Regions from separate parts of the Homo sapiens genome. Here region 1 is linked to region 2. Evidence: chromatin contacts called from ENCODE Hi-C data. All regions are on one chromosome and are shown on one strand. The core of a region is the stretch at or near the end of the contact, and the rest is flanking DNA. Distances in the headings are between cores, read along the strand shown. Region 1 holds the start of RPS6KA3 (ribosomal protein S6 kinase A3). Region 2 holds the start of PDHA1 (pyruvate dehydrogenase E1 subunit alpha 1).

Region 1 (7,384 bases), core at 3,531-6,030, 920 kb after region 2:
CCATTCTGCACTGGGTCAACCAGGCAAGTGTGACCTTACCCATCATTCACAGCCTGGCAGATCACATGTCCCTGAGCATTGAACTGTAGAGCAAATCTTGTTAATTATCACAATGGTATGAATTTCTTAGTAATAAAAATTTTTAAAAACTTTAGGACAATTGTTCTGCAACTCAGACTTCTAGATAAGTGATCTGTATTTTTGGTCATTCTATAATTTAGCAAATGTCAAGTCCTTGGTCAGGAGTACACAGTCCAATTATGCCACCTGTCTTATTAAAAATAAGATATACTTATTGTGGTTTCCAGAAATGTATACTAAAGAGAAGACAAAGTCTGCCTATATTTGCTCCTGCAATTAGATAAAAGTTTTATTAATAAAATTTAAATGCATCCAGCAAGTTTCACATTTTGAATCTACCCCATTACTACAGGATCAAGCTGCCAAAATAAAGCAAAGTTTTCTAGATTTTACAAAACTGACATCCTCTATCATAATCACTGAAAACAATGAAGTGTTCAGTAATGGGTCACAGTTACTTGACAGTTGACATGTAACAATACCTGTCCTCTCCTCAGATCTTCACTTAGGGGAAAGAAAAAAACCTGAAAGGTGGTAAAAATAAAACAGGAAAAGGAAAAGAAACAATAAAACATTTTTTTTCAAAATCAATGATTATACTTTAATAGAGCATTTTCCCTATAGATAAAATAAGAAACCTATATAATATTGATATAGTAGAAATACTATAAAATCTATGTACTATACTATAGAATACTACATAATCTTTGAGGTTAAAAATGGCTGCACATTCACTAAACATGATCTCCCACACAAAGGCCTCATTTTCTATAATAAAATACTTATATAGTTGATTTTTTAAATATTTTTCAGTGCATCATGGGTACCTGTTATTTAAAGGAAGTCGAGGTAGCTATTTTCATACAACACATTGTTTAATACACATTGTATACAACACATTATATTGTGGCTATTTTATATAACACATTTCTATAAAACAAAAATAACCTCCATAATTTTATCATTTTGAAAACTTCATATTTAGATTTACTATCATTTATACCTACTCTATTGCAGTGGAGAAAAAAGTATCACTCTAGGTCAGGCTTATGATCCACTAAATGCTGTCTCTGACAGCACTGGCAAAGAATTTGTACAACAGAAGAGCCATAATTCCTACCTATCCATCCTCTAAACAGTCAAATATTCAAAAGCATATTAGCATCTTTAAGTAACTCACTAAAGAGTTCACCTAGACCAGTTAGGAAGCTAGTTTGTTTTTTATCTTGTACCAACCCTTACTTTGCTTACATAGTACTTCCTTTATTATCCTAAATTTGCTTCTTTAAACATTTGGCCTAGTTCTAGCCTATCATGTTCTGACCCACGTTTGAGTTTAACCACAAGGGTTTTTTTGTTTTGAACACCATGAGATTCGTGTGAGGTCTTAAAGCAGGAAGGCCAGTGTAAAGGAACTGAAGAAACTGCCTGTGTTTTTACTGAGGCACTGAGGTCTTTTTAAATTGTTCATATTTTAATGAGATTAAAATGATAAAAAACAGATAAGATTCATAATCATCCTATTCCTGACTTTCATGATTCATTCAGCAGATATTTATTAAGTCCACAATATGTCAGGGCCAGGCATTGTGCTGAATGCTGAGGATTCAGAGAGGGGGGGAAAAATGTCTGCTTTCAAGAATTCACAGTGTACTAGGGATGAGACCATAAATGTAAACTCCTACACAGACCAATCCTGAAATCTTTTAACCTGGAGAGAAATATTTTGATGTATTCACTCAAGTAAATGACTCTAAAAAAAACTATGTTACTCTGGTAAAATACAATTATCTGATAGGAACCTACTGGGGGAGGAAACGGTATAATAGTGAAAATATTAGACCTCTGAGTGGAACTTTTCAACCTTTCCCTCACTGTCTTCAATATTTCCAAATTGTATCAGAAGTAATTTACTTGAAATAGCTGAACAAGCAAAGGAAATTAAATATCTAAAGGCAATTTGTTAGAATTTAATTTTAATAAATCTTGGCAACACTGGCTCTGTTTGACATACTTTATGCCAGGATAGCAAGAAAATTCTTTGAAAACAGCAAATTGTGGAATCCTATCTGTCAAGTTCTGGAAAACATGATAGTAACTGAAATAACAAGGCTTTACCAAATGAGACCTCTTATAATACTCTATTTGTTTCTGGAAAATAGATGACCTCTAACTACTGGCTTATTTATACCCCGAATTTTTCCACAAAAGATTTGGAACAGCTACCCTGATATAAAACGAAGCACATGAATTGTATCCACCTGGCTTTGAATTATGGCTCTGCCATTTACTATTTATCATCTTTGTACCTTTTAAATTCTGAGATTTGGTTTCCTAATCTATAACAATGGGGACCATAATCCTACCCTGCTGGGTCACAGGAAGGATAAAATGAAATAGTAATGTAGCACAGTACCTGGCATACAGTTGGTGCTAAATAAATATGTTTTGTCCTTCCTTATCCAAATGCATTCCAGATAGAAAAAGGATAAGGTGGAATTCTAAACGATATTGTTTTCCTATCACACTGATACATGCCAAGCAGAAATGTGGACTGATCTTGAGTTGCAATTGTTAATGTTTGTATGTAAAAGTCAGGCTCAAAGCAAATTTAATTTCTTTCCACAAGTTCAGTACTTTGCGAACATTTTATTAACCTTTTAGCTATATTATTTAATGCAAAAAATTTTCTGGGGAAAAATATGACGAGCTCTTGCATACTGTTTTTCACACTACCCATCTAAAGGATTATTAAACATCATAAATTTGGCTTTTTAATAAAATATTTATAGTATTAGTCTGGTTAACAATTTTAAATAAAGTTCTTGTGATTCTGCCAGTCTTAAAAACATGATTTCCTTTCTTTCTTTCCTTTTCTTTCAACATATATCAATGTCTTTTCCATTGAAGAGCAGCATTTAGTTCAGGTTTTACAAGTATGATCCAAGTCGCAAAATACTAAGCACCAATCATAAGCACTATTACAACTCTGCGTGCGTTAAGGAGAACAAGCAAAATTGTTATACAGCAGCGGAGGTGACTGGGGGAAAAAGTGAAAAGCGATTTGAACTGATCCCCCGCCCTCTCCATTATACCGGAGAATGCAAGTGTCCCGCATCTCAAGATTAAACTGAGCCTCGGTTTTACTGACGTAACCAGTAACCCTATCTACTTCTCACACTGCGGAGGCCGGCAGGGCAGCGGCTGCCGCCAAGCACACCACTCATCAGAGCCTGCCCCGTTCCACCCCCGCGTTTCAGTCATGCTTTCCAGAAATGGGGTCACTCACTCAGTAACTATTACACACACGCAGCCTATCATCCTGTAATCCCCTAAAGTCCGCTGCGGGGAGAGAAGGCAGCAAAAAGTCAAGAAGGAAGAATCACAGACGCGCCACCATCAGGAATTGATTTTCCACTCCGGAGAGGAGCGGTGATACCTTGGAACGGGTCTTGTCTGGATTATTTTCGCAGACCCCGAGTTGTTCTGGGATAGGGGCGGTTCAGGAAAGCTCGGTGTAGTGATGCGCCCGGGGAAATTCTGTTTTGCCCTGTTTGGGTATATTGTTTGGGTTTTGGGCACTAGGATGGGTGACTCAGGGACGGTCACCAGATCCCGGGCGAGGAAAACCAGAAAGCCTTTTACGGCGGCCGCTGATCTCCTTGAATATCACCCTCTCACCTCCATGGACAGGAAACTCAAGTTAAACTCACAGGGACGGGGGTCTAGCTCTGCGACCTCAGAAACGGAGGGGGTAGGGGACCTTAGGCTTCCGCTTTCTTCTTTGCAGCAGCAGAAACCGCTGCGGCAGACGAGGGGGAGGCAAAACCCTGCACCCCCTACCCGAAACCCCCACAGGTCGCCGCCGCCCGTGCCCCGCGCGCCGGTCTCCCCGCAGCAGCCCCTCCCTCGGCTGGACTCGAGAGTCCCTGCTCCCCGGTGAACCCGATCCCTACCCCTCCCTCATCTCCCAAAGTCGCCAAGGTCCGGGAAAGCCCCCGACCCGGCTGGGCCAAACTTCCCAACTCCCCGCCGGCCCCCGCTCCGCCTCCCGCTTCCCCCACGCAAAGTTGATTAAAATTGGCTTCTTGCAAAGCCCCAGCGCCCACTCCAAACCCCACGCGCCACCACACTGGCAGCCCCCCGAGCGAGGGAAGGAGGTGAGGGTGAGGATGGAAGGAACAGACAGACCGGCCAATAGACCCACCCCAACAACCCAAACCAAAACCCTGAGCCCGGGGGAAAGACGCGAGCGGGATCAGAACGGGCCGAGTGGCCAGCTCCGGGGAGCGAAGCGAGCCGGCGGGGGCGCGAGGAGGAGATGCGCCGGCCCCGGCCGCCCTGCTGCACTCACCTCAGCGCTGTCGGACGGGCTCTCCACAGCCATCTTCTGCCACGGGTCCGCCAGCTGCGCCAGCGGCATCTTCCCCCCCGGCCCGCCGCCTTCACCGCCTCCTCCCTCCCCGCCCGCCCCACGGCCGGCCCCGCTCCGTCGCCGCCCGAGCCCCACGGCAGCGGCGGCGGCGGCGGCGGCGGCGGCAGCGGCAGCGGCAGCGGCAGCAGCAGCAGCAGCGGCGGCGGCCCCAGAGAGGGCTCGACGCCGACGCCGACCGCCCGAAAGCCGCGCGCCTGGCCAGAGACGCCCGCGCGCTGAGCGAGAGCCTCGCGCCTCCGCTGGGCACCGGGTCTCGCCCCTTTCTTCCTCTCCTCCTTCCGCCGCCGGGACTACGGCTCCGCCCCCCCCGCCGGTTCCCGCGCCCGCTCCCAGCAGAACAGCGACCGCCGCGCGCTCCCCCACTTCCGCTCACAACATGGCGCCTAAGCGATACCTGTCTCTCAAAGCGAGGCTCGGCCGCCGCCACCACCGCCGCGCGCACCCAGGGGCTGGGCTAGTGGAAGACACGCCCCCGGCCGCTGCGCTCCGCTCCTCCCTCTTCCCACCCCCCTCCTTCTGCGCCCCAACCTCAGCTTCTGGGCCTCGCCTACTTTCAGGAAGGGCGAGCCCAACAGATCTGGGGGCGTCGGCGGGAGGCGGGGGAAAGAAATGGGAAAGGCAGGAGGGGCGAAGGCTGGGAGCCTTTCACCGCCAAGGGTCCAAGGAGGTCGGAGGCTCCTTGGGAATGAGGGAGAACAGTGGTCCCCGCCCAGCTGGGGAGGGAGGTGGGCAAAGTACCGGGGGCGCAGTCCCGAGCCAAGGACCCGGGGAGGGGTGCGGAGTGTCTTTTCGGCTTGTCTCCTCCGGGGGTGCGTGCGTGCGGACGCGCCTAGTCTCTGGGCGCATCCCGTAATGGCCCAAGACCCTCCCTCTTCAGGGTCACATGCTGGGAAATCACCTGCCCCCCATCTCCCCCGACGGAGGCAAGGGAGGCTTCGTGCCTAGGAGCCTCCTGGGGGCTCGGCTCCCGGTTTGATTCAAGTCTTTTCAAGTTGACGCTCTTTTGTTAAATTGTGGCTATTTGGGATTAATTCCTCTTGTATTAGTCGCTTCCCCCGCACCGCCCCCAGCCCAAATTCTCCTCCCCAAGTGCGCAGAGCTCTCGGCCTTCAGCTGCGACCCTGGAACCGCTGCCCCCCGCCCCACGTCTGCTACCTAAATCTTCAAGAGGGGAAAACAGGGAGGTTCCTTAAGGCTGTCCCTCTCGGTAGAGGTTGGAGAATTATTTAAAAATATCTTGTAGGCAGGAGCGCGGGGTTCCTGCTCCTCTGTTGACTTTAAATAAGAGATTAGATTTAAAAATCAGGCTGGCCGTGGGCGGAGGAGGAGGAGGAGGGGGACAGAGGGAGGGGAGGGGTTCTGACTCCTCCTCCTGCCCAAGATGGGGAAGCCCTGGATTAAGGAAACCCAATGCCCCGACGGCGACGGAGCCCCACAGGACGGCGAGAGCTTTGGGGGGAAGGCCTGGGCGTCCGGGGTGCGTCCCAAGAGGACTCGACCCTGTGTTCACTGCGCCAGGAGCCGCTGCGCGCTAAGTGCGCCCGGGCAGAAATGTGTAAAAGTCGCAGGGCTGAGTGGAAAGCTACTGCAGCCCCTGGCTAGTCGCCCAGCGAGGGGAAGAGAAAAAGCAAAGGGAGATCTCCGAGCCGGCCTGTCCCTTCAAACCCTCAGGCCGTGGCCCAGGCATCCCGGTCTTCCCACGCCCAGCGACCACGGCGCGTCCGCTGCTGCGCTCCCAGCGCACGCCTATTAACAGCTTCCTTTCATCCTCCCGGGACCCAGACACCTGGAGAACCCTCGCCTGCCTCCCTAAGCAGGTGTGAGGATGAGATTAGAGCCCCAAACCCAGCCGGCCAGGTCTGCGCGGGCGGTGCGAGGTTTCTCGCTGGGCCTGCGAGAGGCAGGTGTTGGGCTCTTTCTGCTGCCTTCGCCAGCGCGCCCCTTGGCACAGGCTCGAGGCCGGGGAACCTCGTGGCCATTTAGGGAGGCTCCAACTGTTTAGGGAGCCTGAGAAGGCGGCAGGAAGTCCTCGTTGCGCGCCTTCTCCCGAAGCTTTGGACTCAGGGGGACCGCTCAGGTTGGACAACATCTGGGCAGACTCAACGTGGTCTGGGGAAGAAGGCGAATGGGGCCACTTGGCTCTTGCCTTTGTCACTTCCCTTCACATGCTATATTCAGGTGTTGCAAATCCAACCTGGGCCCAAACTCAGCTAATTTGGCAGCACCTTCTCTGTGTAATTCCCGACGGTAAAACGTGCTTGCAGAAGTTTGGAGGATAAGGAGTTGTGTACTATTTTGCATTTATGTACAAAATGCTTTATTCATTTACATTGCAGAGTCACATGACCACTCCTTATAGCGAAAAGAAGTTCGTTAATTCGGTTGGCTTAAAGTAAATTAGCTCCCCCTACCCTTTGATCAATTATTTCAGTTAACATTCTTGCATTAGTAAAAACATACATAGTTGAAGAGAGACCGTTATGTGGCTAACACTGTTCAGTGCTAATTACCCCCACGCAAAGAATGAATATTTTAAAATAAAGCAAATTGTATGCCATTTTCAGTATCAACTTTTATTCATCTCTGTTAACCTTGAGAACCAGAGGAATAACTTTTAAAACAGAGTTACCTGATCTGTAAAAGTAATGTGAGCGGTGGTCACGTTTCAGTGAATTAAGCATTACATGAACTGTTAATAATGGGTTAAAGTGGCCGGGTGCGGTGGCTCACCCCTGTAATCCCAGCACTTTGGGAGGCCCAGGTGGGCGGATTACCTGAGCTCAGGAGTTCCAGACTAGCCTGGCCGACATGGTGAAACCCGGTCTCTACTAAAAATACAAAATTAGCCGGGAGTGCACACCCGTAATG
Region 2 (6,874 bases), core at 4,246-6,745:
CCCCAGGCAATTTTTTGCCCTTCCACTCTTCTGCCATGTGAGGACTCAGCCAGAAGGCCCTCACCAGACACTGAATGCCCTGACCGTGGACTTCCCAACAGCCAGAACCATAATAAATCAATGTCTGGGTTTGTTTGTTTGGTTGGTTTTTATTGTTGTTGTTGTTTGTTGTTTTTTTTTTTTGAGACAGGGTCTTGCTTTGCCACACAGGCTGGAGTGCAGTGACACAATCGTGGCTCACTGCAGCTTCGACCTCCCGGGTTCAAGCCATCCTCCCATCTCAGCCTCCCAAGTAGCTGGGACTACAGGCACCTGCCACTATGCCCAGATAATTTTTGTCTTTTTTGTAGAGATGGGGTTTCACCACGTTTGCTAGGTTGGTCTCAAATTCCTGGGCTCAAGCAATCCACCTGCCTCAGCCTCGGAAAGTGCTAAGATTACAGGTATGAGCCATCAAGCCCAATCAGTGTTTGTTGTTTATAAGTTACCCAGTCTCACGTATTTTGTTAAAGCCGCCCAAACATTACAAATCCCCCAACAGCTTGATCTAGTACTTCCTCAGGGGTTACAACACAGGGATATTAAAATTATATGGTTCCTTTTTTATTTACTGCTGGAAATTATTCTATAAAGAACTATTCCTCATCAACTGTTTGTTGACATTGAAATTCAGTCTATGTAAGAAAGACAGGATAAATCCTTGGTTCTTTCCCTTTGCCAGATTTCAGAATAATTACTATTGGGCTGGTCTTTGCTTCTAGGTATTTCCAGTGGAGAGAGTTAAGATACACACACACATACACACACACACACACACACACACACATCGTTTTTGCTTTGAGACACAGTCTCATTCTGTTGCTCAGGCTAGAGTGCACTGGCACGATGATGGCTCACTGCAGCCTCCACTTCCCAGGCACAGGTGATCCTCCTACCTTGGCCTCCCTAGTAGCTAGGACTGCTGGTATGCGCCACCATGGCCGGCTAATTTTTTATATCGTGTAGAGACAGGGTCTTACCATGTTGCCCAGGCTGGTCTTGAACTCCTGAGCTCAAGTGATCTGCCCACCTTGGCCTCCTAAAGTACTGGGATTACAAGTGTGAGCTACCGAGCCTAGCCAAGATGTATGTATGTGTGTGTGTGTGTGTGTGTGTGTGTATCTTGAGGGGGGGAAATAATCATGAGTTTATACTGATATTTCCAATTCAAATTCAGGACCTCTTGGCTTTGACCTGTTGAATTTTACATTTGTGTCTCTGTTTTTTATACTGAAAATCTTGGTTCCCAATGGCATTAACATAATTATATATTTACTTTATCAGTGTGGGTATGTGCAGTCTTAAATAATAACACCTGACAAATGAGAACAATTTAAGATTTTTTTCTGTAGAGATGGGGTCTCCCTATGTTGCCTAGGCTGGTCTCAAACTCCCGGGTTCAAATGATCCTCCCACCTCAGCCTCCCAAAGTGCTAGGATTACAGGTGTGAGCCTCGCCTTAAGATTTTTTTTTCCAGTTCCTTTTGTCTTTAGGCTATACCCCACCAGGCATATGCAGTCACATTGCTGTGGTGTGAAATAACTTGAAATCATTCTCTGCGGGGTTATGCTGACAACTTGGTATGTTATTAAATTGGTTTGTTATATTTCATTTCCATTGTTATGTCATTGTGTTTTATGGTCGTGTAAAAACATTTATATGGTTCCAAAGTTAAAATGACCCCTAGCCATAATCCTTTCACCAGCTGCTGCTTAGTACCTCAAAGACATTTGCAAAGATTTGTTGACTTTTATGACACATGTATATGATTGTCCTACTCTAATTCATCTGCTGGGGGATGGGTGTTTCTTACTGGAAAACCGGAGACATGTCAAGGAGCATGATTTGCCTTAAAGCTCAGCTTGATCGAATACTTGTAGGGTGATTCGCTAACGAAAGGTAAAAAGGCATATTTCAGGGTCTCTAATCAAAATTGCCCTGCTTCACCCAGATACGTTTTTTTTGTTTTGTTTTTTAGAGAGATGGGGTCTCGCCCTGTCACCCAGGCCGCCATGCAGCGATGCCGCCATAGCTTACTGCAGCCTCAAACTCCTAGGCTCAAGCAATCCTCCCTCGTCAGCATCCCTAGTAGCTGGGACTACAGGCATGCAACACCATACCAGACTAATTATTTTATTTTTTGTACAGACGAGTATCACTTTGTGGCCCAGGCTGGCCTCAAACTCCTGGCCTCAAGTGATCCTCCTGCCTTGGTCTCCCAAAGTGCTGGGATTACAATTTCCCCCAAGATTAACGAGCCCTCCTTTCTTAAGACTTTCTCTTCCCGCCTTTTGCAAATCTTTCTTTCTCTCCGGCCTCCTCTCCTGATACAAGAGTCTTTTGTGAATGTTCTAGCGCGTTACTATAGCCTATAGTTATTATAGCCTATAGTTAATGACTATAACATTACTATAACGTTACTATAGCCTATAGTTAATGACTATTAACCACAATCATCACCTGTCACCACTTGACACAGCATCTCACAGTGTCCCTCACCTTCAAAGTTGCTTCCAACTCTGCTTTCAAATATCTGAAAACAGCTGGGCGCGGTGGCTCACACCTGTAATCCCAGCACTTTGGGAGGCCAAGGTGGGCAGATCACCTGAGGTCAGGAGTTTGAGACCAGCCTGGCCAACATGGTGAAACCCCGTCTCTACTAAAAAAATACAAAATTAGTCGGGCATGGTGGTGCTCGCCCGTTTTCCCAGCTACTCGGGAGGCTGAATGAGGAGTATCACTTGAACCTGGGAGTCAGATGTTGCAGTGAGCCAAGATGTCACCACTGTACTCCATCCTGGGCAACAGAGTGAGAATCTGTCTCAAAAAAAAAAAAAAAAAAAAGAGGCCGGGCGCAGTGTCTCATGCCTATAATCCCAGCACTTTGGGAGGCTGAGACGGGCGGATCACGAGGTCAGGAGATCAAGACCATACTGTCTAACATGGTGAAACCCTGTCTCTACGAAAAATACAAAAAAAATTAACCGGGCGTGGTGGCGGGCACCTGTAGTCCCAGCTACTCGGGAGGCTGAGGCAGGAGAATGGCGTGAACCTGGGAGGCGGAGCTTGCAGTGAGTTGAAATTGCACCACTACACTCCAGCCTGGGCGACAGAGCGAGACTCTGTCTCAAAAAAATAAATAAATAAAATATATATATATACACGTATGTGTGTATATATATGTATATATATGAAGAACAAGAAGTGCAGAGAAAATATCCTAGTCATTGAAAAATTGGTTACTTTGTTTCTGCACTGCAAAGTTACTTTAAACTTTGTAATGAATCTAGTGGAGAGATCATTTGAGATGAGGCAAATGTCCTGTTTCTCATCATACATTTACCCACTAATTTTAGCCTGTATTGATGATAATTCTCACCTGCAACAGTTACTGTGGTCTTTGCCAAATGGTGATTTTCTTTTTCTATTTTCATCATTCCTTCTATATTAATTAATTGGAATTCTACTGTAAGGAAAAGTTGTTCCTTCTAACCCATTGATTTGTTCAATCATGTATTTAAGTAGGACCTATATTTTACTTGTTCCTTGCTATATCTTCAGTGTGTAGTACAGTGTCTGACACAAAATCGGTGCTCAATAATAGGTGTTGGATGAATGAGCAAATGAATGAATGAATTCATATTCATATGGCCTACAGAGTTCCCGTACATGCACAACCAATATCACCACCCCGTGGAGATGACTCCCAAATTAATATTTTTAGCAAATGTTCCAGACTTACAACTCCAACTTCCCGGGGGACATCTTCAGATAGCTGTGCCACTGCCACCACCAGGTCAACATGTCCCAAACCATTCAGACCAGCTTTTTCTCCTGAGCTGGACATCTGGCCTCCAACCTTTTCATTCTCTTTTACCTTTCATATTCTATCAGCAGCAGCAGCTGCTGAAATCATACCATGCAAGTTTCTCACGTCCATCTCTGCCTTTTAATGGCGCCCTCTCACTCCTTTAAGAAGTTTTCTTCCACTGCAACACGATCTCTCAGTCCAGAGTCTGGCCCAGTGCCCAAATTATTTCTCTAGCTATGCTGAGAGCTGGTCATGCTTTGAACTTCTGCTTTGAATACTTTCAGTGACACTGGGAGAGAATTATCTCATTGGACCATTGTCATTGTTAGAAAATTCATTGTTATGCTGAAATGAAATGATTTTATTCACACACACACACACACACACACAAAATAGCTCTTCCTCCTGGAACATGACTGGCCTGAAAATGTGTGAAGACATATCCAATCCTCTCTGGTTTTACTGTTCATCCAATTTTCTGTTCTCCTCCTGGCAGGAGGATTATATTTCACCTTGTGGAACTCAGACATGGTCGGGTAACTAGCTCTGGTCCGTGAAAATTGAGAGGAAGTGACATGTGTCACTTCTGGGCAGAAGCTTTGAGAGCCGGTTTAAATGATCCCTTTTCTCTTCATCCATGAGACAAGCTAAGTTCCAGAGAGAGGGTGCCACGCTGTGAGGGACCTGTGTTACGAGTACGATGGCTCGCGTCACTTCAAATTCTTGAAATCACTGAAATTTGGAGGTCAGTTGTTACATCATAACCCAGCCAATTCTAGTTAGCCTGTTTTCTTCCTAACTTCTTTAATCGTTCTTCATAAGTCACAATCGCAGCCCCTCACCGTTCTGACCACTGTCCCCTGGATTCCACTCAGTTTACTCATTATCCCCCTTAAAATGTGGAGCCCAAATCTGAACCCGGAACCCCAGGTGCAATCCCACTAGGACACAACACAATGGGTTCCTGAGCCCTTTGATCCTCTGAATAGAGCCCCTTGTTGCTTTGGTGTTTTGTCTCTGTGTGTGCTTTTATCATCGGCTGAGCCACGCTGTTAACTCGCAGTGAGCCTGTGAACCAATAACTAGAGAAAAAAGATTTTTCCCATTGTCCTCTCGACATATATTGGGAAACAAATTTTTTGATCCGCGTTCAAGTAGACAGGGCAGAACTGTCCAACTGCTACGTGATCTTTTAAAGACAAAGTTAGTGGCAGACCATTTACAGAAACCAGATGTTCTGTCTTTTGGCTCTGAGCATGCTGCTAATCTTCATCATCTAGTGTACTGAACGAGATGTACTGAACGAGGGCTGCAGAGCTGCAGCACCGGCAGGAGTAGGCGCTCGGTAGGACGGGGCCTGCACAACCTCCCCGGTAGTCAGCAGAGCGGAATCTAGGAAGGCTCCTTTCCCGCGGCGCCCTGGAGGCGGGGGCCCCACCTTCCCACGCAGGCGCTATCAAGCCCCGCCTCCTCACCCGCCCGCGGCGTGGCGTCGGAAAGAGCCCTCAGCCCCTCCCTCTCTGGCGCTGATACCCAATGGGCAGCCTCAGGCCTTTAGCGGGGGCGGGGCACCCCCTGGACGCCGTTCTGGTTGGCCCGCGGCCCGGCGCAGCGCATGACGTTATTACGACTCTGTCACGCCGCGGTGCGACTGAGGCGTGGCGTCTGCTGGGGCACCTGAAGGAGACTTGGGGGCACCCGCGTCGTGCCTCCTGGGTTGTGAGGAGTCGCCGCTGCCGCCACTGCCTGTGCTTCATGAGGAAGATGCTCGCCGCCGTCTCCCGCGTGCTGTCTGGCGCTTCTCAGAAGCCGGTGAGACCTCCCGGGCGGGCCGGGATGGGGCGCGAGTGGGGCTGAGGCGGGGCCGGAGGGCAGGGCGGGCCAGGCCGGGCCACCCAGAGCGGGGTGGAAGGCGCCAGGGGAGCCGGGGAGCCTTTACTTCGCCTCCGCGCCCTGCATTCCGTTCCTGGCCTCGGGAGAAGCGGCACGGACCGGGATCACGCCAAGGTCCGTGTGAACTTCCCCCTTCTCGACACCCACCTCCCGCCCCCGGGCCCAGCTGTGCGCCAGGCGAAGTCGGTGTGCTCAAGAGGTGCCTGTTGGGTTACAGGACACGGAAAGGGTGGCCTCGGCCTCCTTCGAGTCTCCAATTGACCCCACTCATTTCGGATCTTCTAACTTAATTTCTCTTGACCGAGAGGCTTTGTAATAGCGTAGAATCTGGAGACAGGGTGGCTTCGTTCAAACAGCACCCTCACCATTGACTAGCCCTGTGACCTTGAGCAAGTTTTTAAACGTCCCGGGGACCCGGTTTCCTAAAATGTTTGCTCGAAGTGGAGTTAATCTCTAAATGGAGATAAGAGTTATCTCTGAAATGTTATCAGTTAACTCTAAAATGGAGATAATAAGAGTCCCCACCTCTTGGGGTTGTCTTGAGGATTCAACGAGTGACACGTGTGGAAACGATTCCAAATAGCACCTGGCACATAATCGATAACATGTGTGTTGAATAGTGTTATTTATTGAGTCTCCAGTTCGGTATACATTTCTTGAACACCTGTGCTCAGTTCTGAGGCGGGTTCACAGAAGGTCAGCCTCTTCAGAAACAAACTTCCTCCTCTTCCCTCTCCCTCAACATCTGAGCTTTTCTTGGCAGTGAGTTCAGGAGCGCCGAAGCAGAACTCAGAGGACGCTGCCCTCCCCTCCCCTTACCTACACATTCTTAGGGTACAAGTAGCTAAAGCAAAGAGCAACGATGCTTGAGGGGTGGGGGGTAGAGTTTAGCACTATTTCATGGCCTCAGCATTTAGAGGTGCCTAACACCTGAGCTAGCATTCTGACCCCCCTAGGCACAGTGAGGTCGTGTTAATTGGTGTAACTGCAGGCCTCGGGATTCTGGTATTTCCCCCAGGACTTGATACCGCTCTACTTAGTACAGGCAGAGATTGTCAAAAGGTAAGAGGTATGCCCCTCTAGGAATCCTGTTGCCTAAAATAATGACAAAACTGCCGGGTGCGGTGGCT

Evidence for each region. A loop is a pair of places that touch in the nucleus more often than their neighbours do. Pooled maps may share reads with other maps.
Region 1: a map of naive thymus-derived CD4-positive, alpha-beta T cell shows a loop between it and region 2 (10-fold over the local background). The contact joins the promoter of RPS6KA3 here to the promoter of PDHA1 in region 2. A Hi-C loop is called at or near these places in 1 of 168 maps with a recorded cell type or tissue (naive thymus-derived CD4-positive, alpha-beta T cell), 1 of 37 single-sample maps with no recorded cell type and 13 of 50 pooled maps.

What each region holds. Positions count from the first base shown.
Region 1 is chrX:20,262,129-20,269,512 of GRCh38, forward strand. It overlaps RPS6KA3 (ribosomal protein S6 kinase A3), which reads right to left and starts at 4,781. Exons shown (of 22, transcript NM_004586.3): 1 at 4,436-4,781. The coding sequence starts at 4,504. RefSeq lists an enhancer at 3,012-3,061 and silencers at 4,242-4,501, 4,622-4,841, 5,263-5,557.
Region 2 is chrX:19,338,432-19,345,305 of GRCh38, forward strand. PDHA1 (pyruvate dehydrogenase E1 subunit alpha 1) reads left to right here and starts at 5,496. Exons shown (of 11, transcript NM_000284.4): 1 at 5,496-5,663. The coding sequence starts at 5,607.